2 separate regions of the Homo sapiens genome follow, and region 1 is linked to region 2. The links are chromatin contacts, found by Hi-C or POLR2A ChIA-PET in ENCODE. All regions are on one chromosome and are shown on one strand. Each heading gives the region's core, a stretch centred on a gene start or an enhancer-like site at or near the end of the contact. The rest is flanking DNA. Distances are from core to core; before and after follow the strand shown.

Evidence for each region. Hi-C counts contacts between places; a loop is a spot of excess contacts on that map. ChIA-PET counts read pairs that join two places held with the same protein, here RNA polymerase II (POLR2A). Pooled maps may share reads with other maps.
Region 1: a loop to region 2 is called in a map of naive thymus-derived CD4-positive, alpha-beta T cell, with 13 times the contacts of the local background. The contact joins the enhancer-like site here to the promoter of PTMA in region 2. A Hi-C loop is called at or near these places in 1 of 168 maps with a recorded cell type or tissue (naive thymus-derived CD4-positive, alpha-beta T cell) and 9 of 50 pooled maps. POLR2A ChIA-PET finds 5 or more read pairs at or near these places in 1 of 52 experiments (OCI-LY7).

Annotation. Positions count from the first base shown.
Region 1 is chr2:237,693,409-237,700,620 of GRCh38, forward strand. All of the region lies in intron 1 of LRRFIP1 (LRR binding FLII interacting protein 1), which reads left to right. Among named protein-coding and RNA genes, the nearest start is that of LRRFIP1, 69 kb to the left of the region's middle. RefSeq lists enhancers at 1,174-1,353, 3,676-3,885, 6,992-7,041, 7,052-7,101 and a silencer at 4,949-4,998. Within about 2 kb of position 1,888, at least 23 of the 41 ENCODE cell types and tissues checked have a DNase peak (open chromatin) inside an H3K27ac peak, as active enhancers do; they include OCI-LY7, where a contact is called at or near this core.
Region 2 is chr2:231,703,007-231,709,805 of GRCh38, forward strand. PTMA (prothymosin alpha) reads left to right here and starts at 5,519. Exons shown (of 5, transcript NM_002823.5): 1 at 5,519-5,745. The coding sequence starts at 5,701. RefSeq lists enhancers at 3,651-4,289, 4,929-5,566, 5,567-6,205, 5,568-5,627, 6,206-6,799 and silencers at 4,928-5,327, 5,848-6,027, 6,458-6,767.

The DNA of each region.
Region 1 (7,212 bases), core at 638-3,137, 6.0 Mb after region 2:
GAGAGAGGTGTAGAAGTAGAGTCTGATGAACTCATACTGAAAAGCCAGTTCTTTGCTTGTCAGATGGTTGCTGTTTTTTAAATGTCCATTTTAGTGTGGTTTTTCTGTGACTTCGTTTAAAACTCTGGCAGTGGGCCAGCCCTCTGGAGCCGGTTTTTACCCCTTCAACTAATTAGTTCCTAGGGGCCTGGGAAGAGAGACCCTTGAATCACCATCAGGGAAGGGTTCTTGAAAGAAGGAAGGGTGGGAATGTGGTTGAGCGGTGCCAGTGTTCTGAGGAGCAGCCTGGGACACCATAGATGGCAGGAGGAGGATGGAGGTGAAGAGCTGCCTGCTGGACTTAGAGTCCTTGGAGAAGGGAAGAGTAAACATTGAGAACAGGATGTGAGGAAACTAGGGACAGGCTAATCAGAGGAGTAGGTAGAGGCACACCTGGAGCAGCTAAGGCACTGGCTACAGGGTCTATTACTTAAGGCTGGGAGCCTCCTGGGCGGGTCTGGGTTCAGATGACTTCGAGATGCTGCCGGGAGGAAGGGAGAGGAAAGTCTGGACTGTGTCCAACTGAGTAGTTATGTGATCAGCCCAGGCCCACTGTCCCTCACCCCCAGTTCCAGAACCCAATAAGCTTTGAAGACCGGAAGGTTTGTGTTTTGTTTTGTTTTTATAAGTTTGTGGCAGAATTTTGGCAGTGAGACTTGCCCTGTCCAATGGGGGGCTAGTTTTGGTCTTCACTGATCCCTCTGAGTGTGAATTTTCTTACGTTTCTCTGCAGTCTTGTTGATGTCTTTGATTAAGGGCTGCTACTCTGGGTTGTACCAGAATATATGGTGTATGCATCTTACTACGTTTCTAATGTCCAAAAATGCTGAATTCTGAATCATGGCCCCAAGGGTTTTCAGAGAGAAGTTGTGAACCTGTAGGAGCTTTTCTTGGTAAATGGTAGCAAAAACTGTATCAGAGTGAGACATGGTGAACAAAAGCAAAATGCAGTTCCTGTTAAGAGGCTAATGTTCAGGTAGGGAAGGAAATGTGCTGAGTGGTGATGGGAATTGGGGGTCATCATGGGTGGGGGGTAGGGCGTCACCCAGCGGCTGCCCTGGGCCATGGGCTGGGTATAGGCACAGGAAAGTGGTTGTGGGTGTTTCACACTGGTTTGTGCCAGTTCTTGCTCTGCATTGTGTCCGTGGGTTCAGGGATGGGTCTCCTGCGGAAAGGAGGGACTGGGGGCCGCACCCATGCAGAGGAGAGCCGGGTTGGTCAGAGGAAGTAGATTTGGCAAGCTCCACCTCAACTAGAAGACAAAAGCAGGATCTGAGTGGGAGCCTGGGCTTCTTCAGCAAGTGGGCACCAGCCCTGGAGCTGTAGGAGAGGGTCCGATGCGGACAGTGGAGACACTGTGCATTTCTGCAGCTTTTGTAACTTCCCTGTGTTTGCGATGGCTTGTGTCACCCCGCTCTCTTTCCACATACTGATTAGCATTCAGCCCTTCTAAATGACCAGCACTGTCCCAAGAAAGGGCTGTTAGGGGAGAGCGTGGACACACAGTCTCCCAAGTCCCATCTCATTATAGGTACCTGGGCCAGGGTCCCCAGGTGTGGGAGAGTGGAGTCTTGACCAATATGGGGATGAATCAGTTGGCACGAGGCGGGCTGGCCCTGCTCTAGCTCAGTCTGAGATGGTGGAGCGTGGAATCATATGGTGTGTGTTTTAGGCATGTCATTTCCCCGGGCAGGTAAGACATAAATATAGTAAGGTAGGTCTTTTCTAGTAGTATTGAGAGTGTCCTACTGGGGCAAAGATGGAGACTAAATTTCCCTTTTTCTTTAAGAGTCAGTTTCTGTTCAGCCTGAGTTAATATCCCACAGCGGAAGCCTCCTTAGCAAATTTCAAAAAACCCTGCAGTCTCAACTGCCACTTATGCTGAGCACAGGAAATCAAGTTATTTATAGTTGCAGAACGGTGTTTCAGCGAAGTTGATTGGAGAGTTACCTGATTATAGTGAGATTCTTATCCAATCCCTACAGAATTGTGAGACTAAATGTTGGTGCAGCATGTTTGGTCCTCAAAAGGCAATGTCCAAGAGGAACTTCTTATCCCCGAAAAATCAGGCTGTGTGACTCAGCAAAGGAATTGTTTATGACTGGTTACTCATATGCCAGTGCTTCCAGAATATCTGCTCGTATTTAAAGGAGTGATCTTGAAGCCCCAGAGGCCATAATGTTTAGATTACCAACCTCTTCACCAATCAGTAAGTCCATTACATCTCACTACGTGTTAGACATGGGACAGGAGAAGAGGATTTTTATTACCTCACTGTTATTACTGGAGGCCGCCCAAATTTGTTTTTTGTTTTTTTTTTTTAAATAAAGAAGCTTGTTTTCATGGAATGGACTTACTAGAACTTTTATTATTCAGACTACCTAGATAAAATTAAGTAAATTCGTTTCTTTCTCCCAAATTAAATATTTTGACTACATGCAAGATTTAATCATTCAAAATTGCCATGTATTTGATTATAGACCAGTAGTATAATCCCCCTGCCCCAGGCCAGATTCCAAAACAATAAACCAAAACACACACACACCTGGCAACAGAAATTATATGTATTCCGAGACTCATTCATTCATTTTGGAAAGGGCCAGTGTTTCCAGTGGTTTCTCCTTGGGATTGTAACTTTACAACTTTAAAACTAGGTAAGTAGTTTTCCCTTGAATCTAAAGTATAACTACTTTGTAGTAGAGAAGTAATTTATCTTAAATCACTATAATGAAGATTTACTCTTAATTTTAACCAAAATGTTTCATTTATTTGTGTAATGAAGATGATCAAAGCAACGCCACCTGTGATCCTTCTGTCTTTTTTACTGTATGTGGCACGTGGCTGTGTGATTTTCCTAGGGAAAGGAGTGGGCTTTCCCTGTGGGTTGAGAACCTCTGTCCCCCTCCTCTGAAGTTTCCCCAGTTTTTCCTGCTTCTCTGCTAGGTGGGTGCCTTAGCATGCTTGTCTTCTCATCGTGCTTCTAAACTTCTCTGAACCGGATTTATACTCTTAGGTCAGTAGCTGTCAAAGAAGACACTAAGTAGTGAAAGTAGCTAATATTTACCAAACCCCTGCTGCGCCCACCTGGTGTTTTATGTGAAGGTCTTCTCTAACCCTTGCTGTAACCTCATGGGGAGCAGATCGTTTTCTCTCAGTTTTTCAGATAAAGAGGAAACTGAGGCTCAGAAAGGTCAGGGACTTTCCAAGCCCTCACAGCTAGTCAGCAGTGGAGCCAGTTCAGACCCAGGCCTGCTGACTCGGAACTGGTACTGATAACTGTCACCACTGTATGCAATGCTGCAGGCAGGGGCTGGCAGGTAGTAAATGTGCAAGATATAGCTGTGGCTGCCACGGCTGCTGCTGCTGCTTTTGTCGCTGTTGTCAGCTTTTCTTGGCAGCCCTGCTGTCTCATACCCCAGTATTGGGGCTGAAGGATTTCTTTTTACCAAAGCTGCCTCTTAGGACAGAAGTCCTTGTCTTGAATGCATACTGGGAAGTCTTCACTCTGTCAAACTTTTCTGTTCTCTGCCTGGTAATTTCCAGACAGAAGAGAACATTCAAAGAACGAACTTACTTTCCTTCTTTTTTTTTATTGAGACAGTCGTGCTTGATTGCCCAGGCTGGAATGCAATGGCACAATCTCAGCTCACTGCAACCTCCGTTTCCCAGGTGCAACCGATTCTCCTGCCTCAGACCTCTGAAGCAGCTGGGACTACAGGTGCCTGCCACCTCACCCGGCTAATTTTTGTATTTTTAGTAGAGATGGGGTTTCACCACATTGGCCGGGGTGGTCTCAAACTCCTGACCTCAAGTGATCCTCCCATCTCGGCCTCCCAAAGTGCTGGGATTACAGGCATGAGCCACCACACCCGGCCCAATGAGCTTTACTTTTCTACATAAGGAAAATAATGGTAGAAATGAAATAGCTGTGAAACTTGTTTTGCTATTTTTGTACCATGCTAAAATGTTAACTACTGCTTATGTCGGCATACACCTGAGAGCTGCTGTGATTTAAGCCTTTTTATTTTTCTGGGTATGATGTAACTCCTCCCCTACCTCATCCAAGTAGATAAGTTCATGGAGGATAAACATGACAGCTGCTGTTTCTTTTATAGCTGGTTCCAGGGAATATCCACTGAATATAGGAAAGATTGTCAGTTGCTGTGTGCTGCCCTGGTGCTGGTGGAGCTTTCAGCCTTCTTCTCAGAGGAAACAATTTAAATGTTTTTGTGAAACCCTAGAGGTCTGGGGTTTGTAGGACAGTCTTGAGCAGAGCAGGCAAAGGTGAAGGGAGTGGAGCCCAGACGTGCTGCCTGGAGGGAAACCTGTCACCTGGAGAGGAAACGGCACAGGGGAGGCCCAGCCGCCCTCGCCTCTCAGTCCCGCACGTCTCTGTTAGTGGTAGTCATGGTTCTTGTATTTCCATCATGTTGAGGCAATTGAAGGAAATATGAAGATTCATTCATCTCAGGAAAAGCAAGAAATGTATTAACAGCAAGAGTAGAAGTTCACTTGCATGGAAGATACTGTATAGCGTATTTATTTCTTAGCGCCAGTGGGAGTAGCTGCTAAGCCCAAGATTGTGTTGTGAGGTTTGAATAGGTCAATGTGTGAGTCATCAATAAAGTAACATCAATCATTTTGTTCCCGATTAATACGTTTGCTATTTTAGGATGCGAAGGACTTTAAAGAAGCTTATTATTCTGAAAAGCAAAGCCTGGAGATTTCCAGTAGCAAAACAGACACAGTCTGTGGACAATCTCAGTGTACAAATAATTCACCTCTGGCATGAACCCAAAGAATTTCAGAGGGGAAGGAAGCTCTTAAAGATTACGTCCCCTCCTACTTCTTTAATGAGGGCTGGGGTTCAAAAACCGAGTAACTTATCCAGGCTCACATAACTGTAGGTGACAGAGCCCAAGCTGGAGGCTGTGGCTGGGTCTTCAGACTCCTTTCTTGACAGTCTGCACCTGCATAAACTCAGACCTTTACTGAGAACAGTGCAGCCATAGCTGAGAGAAGCAGTCGGCACCCAGCATTTCTTGGACTTGTCTGCCAGGTCCCCCGAGTGCAGAGGACAGTGTGCTGGCTCCTGGGGCCTGTGGGCCCGGCCAGGAGCAGCCTTGTAAGCTAAAGCCTTCTTTGAAGGTGGCCGTCTTACCGTAAACTTTCATGGTAATTTCAGTCTACTCCATAATTTGTCTGAGTTAATTTTGATGGAAACATAGTGTTTTAAGTAATCAGTTAGGCTTTGATCTCTAACTTTATGCCATCCAAATCTTCATGATGGCCTGAGCACCAGGCACCCAGACCTGTGCTCTGAATTGTGCCGGGGCTGGTTCATACAGTGTGATGGAGAGACGAGAGATCCACACTGGAGTTCTGAAGCTGTGGTTCTCAACCCTGTCTTTTTACAAGTTCCTTAACTTCCTTACTAGCCTGAAATGAAATGCATAGGTGAGAAAGTCAACCAGCGCACATAATTTCGAGTCAATATAACATTTCCTTAAAAAATAAAATACAGGTAGTTTATAGTAACATAATAAGAATTTTGATATAGAAATACTCAAGACCAAGTACACCAGCAGTTGAATGCAGTGATGAGACCTGCACACACCTGTGCCTGGCGTCACAGGGAGGCTGACACAGGTGTGTTGCACTGAGACCCACACACCACCCCTCATGTTGCTGTCTATGACGTGACATTCTACAAAGTTGACTAACTCTCAGGAAAGTTCTGAACAAAGCCAAGTATCATCATCTTCCTTCAATTTCCATGTCGATTGCATTCCTGGAATAGTTCATGTATATTTGAACTGTGTAAAACATATTTTGAGTTTATATGTAAGTTGCAATCAGTTTGTAAATCCAAAAATTAAAAATAGTGGTTTTTCTTTTCTTTTTTTTTTTTTTCTTTTTTTTTGAGATGGAATTTCGCTCTGTCGCCCAGGCTGGAGTGCAATGGTGAGATCTCGGCTCACTACAACCTCCGCCTCCCGGGTTCAAGTGATTCTCCTGCCTCAGCCTCCTGAGTAGCTGGGATTATAGGCATGCGCCACCATGCCCGGCTAATTTTGTATTTTTAGTAGAGATGGGATTTCACTATGTTGGTCAGACTGGTCTTGAACTCCTGACCTCAGATGATCCGCCTGCCTCGGCCTCCCAAAGTGCTGGGATTACAGGCGTGAGCCACCGCACCCGGCCAAAACAGTGGTTTTTCTATCTTCCTGAGCAGTCAAGGGAAAAGTTCTTCCCATCGCAGGCGTGTCTGAATGCGGGATGGTTGGCCGACCTGGCCCTGCCCCCCCGCCCCAATACCCTTAGCTTCTTCCCAATCTTTTTGACATCCCAGTCCCCCCAACATTTCCAAAATGCCCTCTAAGTCAACACTTCCGCCACTGCCAGCTGCCACCCCAGAGTGCCCTGTGCCTGGTAACGATCGTTCTCACAGTCATGGCCGTAGGGAAGGCTCTTTGTGGTTCCTGGGGGACTTCGTGAGATTGCCCACATGAGCATTTCTTTTGGAACTGAGATACAGTGCACATCGCCTCTGGGGGACATGGGGTGGTGGGTACACGGAACCGAGGTGAGCCTCCCTTGCGTTGCGGAGGTGCTAGCCTTGTGCCGTCCGTTCTTGTCCACGTCTGTGCAGGAGAACATCACCCGGCCCACTTGGTTGCTGTGAATAGCAAACTTTAGAGGCCACTGCATCTGAGGGTTGGGGGGTTTGCAGAGAAAACAAAAGTTGGTGGCTGTGGCTACTTCCTATAGCAAAGTGGCTCAGGAAAGGGATCCCGTGTCACAGCCTGGGTACACCACGGCCCCTCCAGGAGCTTGATTCCTTCTTAGCTCAGGGGAAGAATCGCACAAGGACCGAGGCCCCTGCTTGTCTGTGAACAAACTGGCCTTTGTGGCCACTTCAGGCTTCGGCTGCATCATATTCCTGTCACATTCACGTGAGTGAACTTGAATTACATCCTTAACACTTTTCCAAAAAGGTTATAAACTAGACTGGTGATGTATCATGGGGCCTAGAAAAATAATGCTGCTGCTTTTTCACTTCTCTGCTTGACGCTAAAACCTGGAGGCGAAAATGAATGTGTGTAATTAATAGGAGAACTTCCTCCTGTTTGCAGAGTGCTTTACAGCTGGCAAACGGCTTCTCTCCCTGAA
Region 2 (6,799 bases), core at 4,269-6,768:
CTCCTGCCTCAGCCTCCCGAGTAGCTGGGATTACAGGTGCCCACCACCGCGCCCAGCTAATTTTTGTATTTTTAGTAGAGACGGGGTTTCACCACATTGGCCAGGGTGGTCTCGAACTCCTGACCTCAGGTGATTGCCCGCCTTGGCCTCCCAAAGTGCGGGGATTACAGGTGTGAGCCATCACACCCAGCTTATTTTTAAATTTATTATTATTTTTTATTTTTCTCGAGACGGAGTCTTGCTCTGTTGCCCAGGCTGGAGTGCAATGGAGCAATCTTGGCTCTGCAACCTCCACCTCCTGGGTTCAAGTGATTCTCCTGCCTCAGCTTCCAGAATAGCTGGATTATAGGCGTGCACCACCATACCCAGCTAATTTTTTGTATTTTTAGTAGAGATGGGGTTTTACTATGTTGGCCAGGCTGGTCTTGAACTCCTGATCTCGTGATCCGCCCGCCTCAGCCTCCCAAAGTGCTGGGATTACAGGCGTGAGCCACAGCGCCTGGCCTATTTTTTATTTTTTAAGACAGAGTCTTGCTGTGTTGCCCAGGCTGGAGTACAGTGACACCATCATGGCTCACTGCAGCCTCAACCTCCTGGACTCAAACAATCCACTCACCTCAGCCTTCTGAGTAGCTGGGACTACAGGCACATGCCACCATGCCCGGCTAATTTTTAAAAAATTTTTAGAGTCGATGTTTCGTCATGTTGCCGAGACTGGTCTCCAACTCCGGAGCTCAAGCAATCCTCCTGCTTAGGCCTCCCAAAGTGCTGGGGATAGAGGTGTGAGCCACCACACCTGGCCGTCCTCTCTGTTTCTTAGAGGAGAGAAAGTAACTTGCCCAATTCACAAAGCTAGTGTATGTCAGGGCTGCCATTTGAACCCAGGCAGCTTAAAAATTCATTCTGCCTGATCTTTTGGGGATCAAGCAGATTTGTGAGATAACCAATTAGAAATATGTTGTAAATGGCTTTAGGAGCAGGCTTAGTTGCAAACTGAAGTGCCCACAGGGCCAGGCAGATGAAATCAATGTGTTACTCAGGCTGGGCGGGGAGAGGCCTGTGGGCCATGTGGACAGTGTGTAGACCACCCAGAGGTGTCCCTGTGAAAATTCCCCCAAAACAAGCCAGGCACAGTAGCAAGCATCTGTTGTCCCAGCTACTCAGGAGGCTGAGGTGCGAGGATAGCTTGAGCTCAGGAGTTGGAGTTCAGCTTGGGCAACATAGCAAGACCCCATCTCAAAACAAAACAAAACATGCCTGGAGGACATATTGGGTCCCTTGCTCACAGCAGCTCTAGCCGAAGCCCACTGTATCTCAGGCTGGGGTCAGGAAAGCAGGCTTACCAGGGCACACCAGCTTGTCTTGGGGGGTTTGAAGGGCAAGGTCACCAAAGTGCCTGACTTCCTCTGTAATAACAAAGGGCATGAGATGTATCAATGAGTGGAAGTGACAGAGGACAGGAAGAATAGTCTGTTCAGAAACAGCAAAAGAGGGCCGGTGTGGTGGCTCATGCCTGTAATCCCAGCACTTTGGGAGGCTGAGGCGGGCGGATCACTTGAGGTCAGGAGTTTGAGACCACCCTGGCCAACATGGTGAAACCCCGTCTCTACTAAAAATACAAAAATTAGCTGGGCATGGTAGCAGGTACCTGTAATCCTGGCTTCTCAGGAGGCTGAGGGAGGCAGGAGAATCACTTGAACCCACGAGGCGGAGGTTGCAGTGAGCCAAGATCATGCCAATGCACCCCAGCCTGGGCAACAGAGTGAAACTTCGTCTCAAAAAAAAAAAAGCCTGGCACGGTGGCTCACGCCTGTCATCCCAGCACTTTGGGAGGCCGAGGTGGGCGGATCATGAGGTCAGGAGTTTGAGACCAGCCTGGACAATATGGTGAAACCCCGTCTGTACTAAAAATACAAAAATAGTAAACCCCATCTGTACTAAAAATACAAAAATTGGCCAGGCATGGTGGTGCACGCCTGTAGTCCCAGCTACTCGGGAGGCTGAGGCAGAAGAATCCCTTGAACCCGGGAGGCGGAGGTTGTGGTGAGCTGAGATCACGCCACTGCACTCCAGCCTGGGCTGAACAGAGTGAGACTCTGTCTCAAAAAAAAAAAAAAAAAAAAGAAACAGCAAAAGAGGTAGGGAGCTACCTGTTGCTGAAGGAACACGGTTCTTCATAGCCTAAATAACTCCCCCACTATGAGCTGTCAGATACCACACTCCTGGGATGAGAGGGAGGTCCATGGGGGCAACTTCTGCCCCAGGGCTCATCTAAAAATGCAGATTCCTCTGTTTTAGGACTTAGCCTCGGCTCCATCATTGATCCAGTGGGTAACTCCAAGTCCCTTGCTATAATCTCTAGGTTTGCTTTTTTGATTTGTTAAAAGGAGGGTTATATCAGAAGTTGAACCTGTAAATGTGTTGATTTTCAGTTCGTTTTCACCTACATAGACATCAGTTTCATATGGTTCAACTCCATAACTGTCCTACCCACCTTGTACATGAAAATGAAGCATGAGTCAAAGGCTCACTGCCATGTACACAGCGGGCATTCAGTGAGTGTTTGGGAAATTTAAGTGGTGGTTCTGGAACCAGATGGGCATGAGCCTTCCTCACCCACTTCTAGCAAAGGCACCTGCATGGGAATAACGTCAGAAAACAGTTCTTTTTTTGTTTTTTTTTTTGAGATGGAGTCTCACTCTGTTGCCCAGGCTGGAGTGCAATGGCGTGATCTCAGCTCCTGCAACCTCTGCCTCCCGGATTCAAGCGATTCTCCTGTCTCAGCCTCCCGAGTAGCTGGGATTACAGGCGCACGCCACCAGGCCCGGCTAATTTTTGTATTTTTAGTAGAGACGGGGGTTTCACTATGTTGGTCAGGCTGGTCTCGAACTCCTGACCTCGTGATCCACTCACCTCGGCATCCACCCACCTCAGCCTCCCAAAGTGCTGGAATTACAAGCGTGAGCCACCGCGCCCGGCCAGGCAAAGCAGTTCTTAGAGGGAAATTCACATTCATCAGTTCCTTCTGGGTGTTTGACCTTCCCGCTCCCACAACAGCCTGAATCCAGAACTGTCAAGTCTGGTTTTCAGCTATGGACACAGTCCACTGCCCGAAGGCCACCATCCAGACGACGGGGAAGCCTTGATGGCCTTTCCGGAGCCACTGCCCGAAGGCCACCACCCAGACGAGGGGGAAGCCTCGATGCTTAGAGATGGTACAAGCCAGGCTCTCATTGCATCTGGGTTTCGTGGAAAAAACAATCCTCTCGAGGGTAACTGGAACTTAATGGATGCGCCGCAGGTGGAAGGCGCTCTGTCCCCCTGTTTACGATGACGCATAATCCCTCCAACTCTCTGAGAATGTGACACAAAGGAGGGGGTCACGGTGGCTGAGGTCAAGGAGCCCTTCCTCTGTGAAGGGCGGCCCCAGGTCTGCGCGGCGGTGAAGACAGACTGGCAGTGGGAGGGAGGGAACCCGACAAAGAGTTGAGACGCGTAGTCCTCGGGAACAGCACTGTGGAAGTCCCCCGGATTGAGGCGCGCCCGTCCAGTGGAGAATGCCACCTCCAGCCACTGGGGCGCCTGGGGGCAGGGCGGAGACACAGCGGGCGTCCCTTCGCCGCTGCATAGGAGGGCGACCGCTGGGCAGCGGGTGTTGGCGCGGTATCCCCGCCCTGCCCAGCATCTGCCCCACGTTTCTTCAGGCTAAACTACCGGGATCCCGGGCTTCTTCCTAAAGTAAAACTCGCTCCGGAAAGGCCAACAGTCCAGCGGCCAGACGGGCACCTGGGAACGCGGGCCTAACGCGTACTGGAGACGGAGTGGCGCCCGGCACTGCGCGCCTCCTCCCCGCCGGGAGACTGCGTGCTAAGCTCAGCAAAGCCCCGCTGTGGAGACGGAGCCATGTCGCCCATTACCTAATGAAACTGAGAAGGGAGACTCAGTCTCTCTTCTAGCCCCGAGCGCAAGCTCTGCTGGACTTGGCATCGTCCGCCCTCCACGATCCCACACTCCGGGTTTTCCCCATTCCCAGCTCGGCTGCAACCGAGAGACAGACGGAAGAAACTGCCAATGGAAGGACGCAAAGCGTCAACTTTGTGTTCGCCCGCCACTCTCGGCCAATGTGCGCTCGTGTCTCCGGAGTCCCGCCTTCCGTGTCGGGCGCCCCCTTTTGGCAGCACAGGGACGAACCCTACGTCTCGCCATCTTGTGTGTGGCACAGGTAAATTTCTGGACTATCTTTCCACCTATTCTGGTCCTTTTTCCCACACAACCGATTTCTTAGTTCGACAGCTAAGTGCGGTGGCGATAAGGCCAGCGTAGCCTGTTGTTCTCGGATCGCCCACGTGAGCTAGATCGCTACGTCACGCCACGCTTGCCGAGCCCGGCGCCATCTTGAGTGTGGCGTTTTGATGCTCCCCTTTCTCGGGGCTCCGCATGGTTCTCTAAATGGTCCCCCAAATTTCAGGTAGTCCCCAAAGATTAGCCCAACTGGCTCCAGAGACGATGATTTTTCCCGAGGAACTCTGTAATGTTCATGTGCCCATCGCAGTCCAGCAGTGGGGTGGGAGAAGGGTAGACTCGATGGCCCGGCAGGCCCCTGGAGGAGGCTGCCCTGAGGCTGTCGCGACGGCAGTGACCGCTCGGGACAGACCCTAACTAGAAACCTAGAATGAGGGGACCGCTATGCCGTGCGGGGCCCGCGGGCTGTCCCACTCGAGGGCTGGAGCCGGCATCGCGCATCGAGTCCGCTTGATACATGAATCCGTGTGTGCTTGGGACGGTGCCCGCTTGTCGACTGACTTGGCCGACGGACGCCGGACCTGATGGTGGGCAATCGAGGTCGCCTGCCCACAGGACTAGGGGTGCCCTGCCCTGGGAGGGCGCGAGGGCATGGCAGAGGGACGGGGCGGCCCAGGTGCCCGGGTCTCGGCCTCGTGACCTCGTTGCTCGTCGTGGGGCTGCCGTCCACTTGCACTGGGACAATCCTTGGTCCAAGGCGCCCAGGCGCGGGGGGCGGGCACCTCCGCGGGCACTGCGCTGGGCACCGCCCGGGGCGAGCGCGGCCCAGCACCCCGCCTTCCCCTCCCCCGCGCTGGCAGCCGTCGTGTGCCCGCCGCCCCCTCTTCCCTCCCCCTCCTTCCGAGCAGCCGCGGGGAGGGCGGGAGAGGGAGGGAAGGGGGTTGGGCGGGCAGCTTTGCCGCGCTTTGGCTTTCTGCGTCAGCAGCCCCAGCAAAACAGCTGCGGGAGCGCGCGTCCGGAACGCGCTCGCGCACCCCTCCCCCGCGCCCTCGGCCCTGCTGAGACCCGGCAAACTCCGGCCTTGAATGACAGTGCGATCGGCGACTGCGCAGCGCGGGACGCGCCGGGGCACTGCCGCTTTAAGCACGCTTGTCCATTGTTCGGAATCGAGCCAATGAGCGAGCGCCCGCTCCCTGCGCTCAGCCAATAGCGGCCGGGCATGGGAAGCCGAGCGCCGCCCACTAATCTATATTAAAGCTTCTGGCGCCGCGTGAGTCCCCCACTGGCTGCTCTGAAAAGCCATCTTTGCATTGTTCCTCATCCGCCTCCTTGCTCGCCGCAGCCGCCTCCGCCGCGCGCCTCCTCCGCCGCCGCGGACTCCGGCAGCTTTATCGCCAGAGTCCCTGAACTCTCGCTTTCTTTTTAATCCCCTGCATCGGATCACCGGCGTGCCCCACCATGTCAGACGCAGCCGTAGACACCAGCTCCGAAATCACCACCAAGGTGAGGCTGGACGCCGCCCGCCCCCTCGGGGTCCGCGCGCCGCCGCTCGGGCGGTGTTTGGCGCGCAGCAGCTGGACTGTCTCAAGCCCGCTGTTGCTCCCTCTCGCGGGGAAACGGCCCGCCCCCGGCGCGGTGCCCTCAGGCAGCCCACTCTTTGTGTGGTGCGGGGGAGGGGGCGGGAACCGCCGCGGGCAGACGTGATGCCCGTCGGGGAGTGGGCCGGGCGCCCTCGGGGGCCGAGGGCTAGGCGCGGAGGCCGGCTCACGGCCCTCGAAACTCGTCTGTGGCCGGTATGAGTGGCGGCGGGAGGAGAAGAGCCTGGCTGGGGGTCGTCGGCCCGCCGGGCGCACGGAAATAACTTTGAAACTCAAGCGCGTTGGGAATCGGAAGTGCTGGGGGGCGCGTGTTGGGGCGCGGGCCGGCCGCGGGAAGTGGCGGCGAGCGCCCGCCGGCCGCGCTGCTCTTTGTTCGGCGCCAGGCCGGCGGTTTCGCGCCCTGCAGCGGACCTGAGGTGGTTTGTCTAGACTAAGTCCCGATAAGGCGGATGGGGCGACGGGCTGGCTGGCCGCGACGTCGGCCGTCCCGGCGGAGGTGTGACGGGCTTATCCGCTTTGGGCGCTCTGGGAGGCGGGGGTGGGCGCCCTTCGAGGTGAGTGCGCCGGGAGCGGCCGCCCAGCTTCAGTCATGCACCCGCGGTGCCGGGCTTGGCTGAGGAGGCGAGAGCCCACGCGCCGCAGGGAGGAAAGAGAAAGTGAAGCGCGGCGCTGGGGCGACGATGGGCGCCCCCCGCGGCTGCCCGGGAGCACCGTGTGCGCCGCAGCTCGGGGCGACGCGGGCCAACACGGCGGCCGCGACAGGCCAATGGTAGGGTCGAACTGGGGGGGCGCCCGGGCCCCGTGGCGGGTTCACTGCCCTCGGCTATGAGGTCCTGCGCGGCTGGTGCGGCTCCGCTCCTGTTGTCGGCGCCGCCTCGGTCCCACTGCCCGCCCTGGGTAGCGTCTCCGCCCTTGGCGGGAGCGGGGCGCTCTCAGACTGACTGGCTCTTTCTTAATAT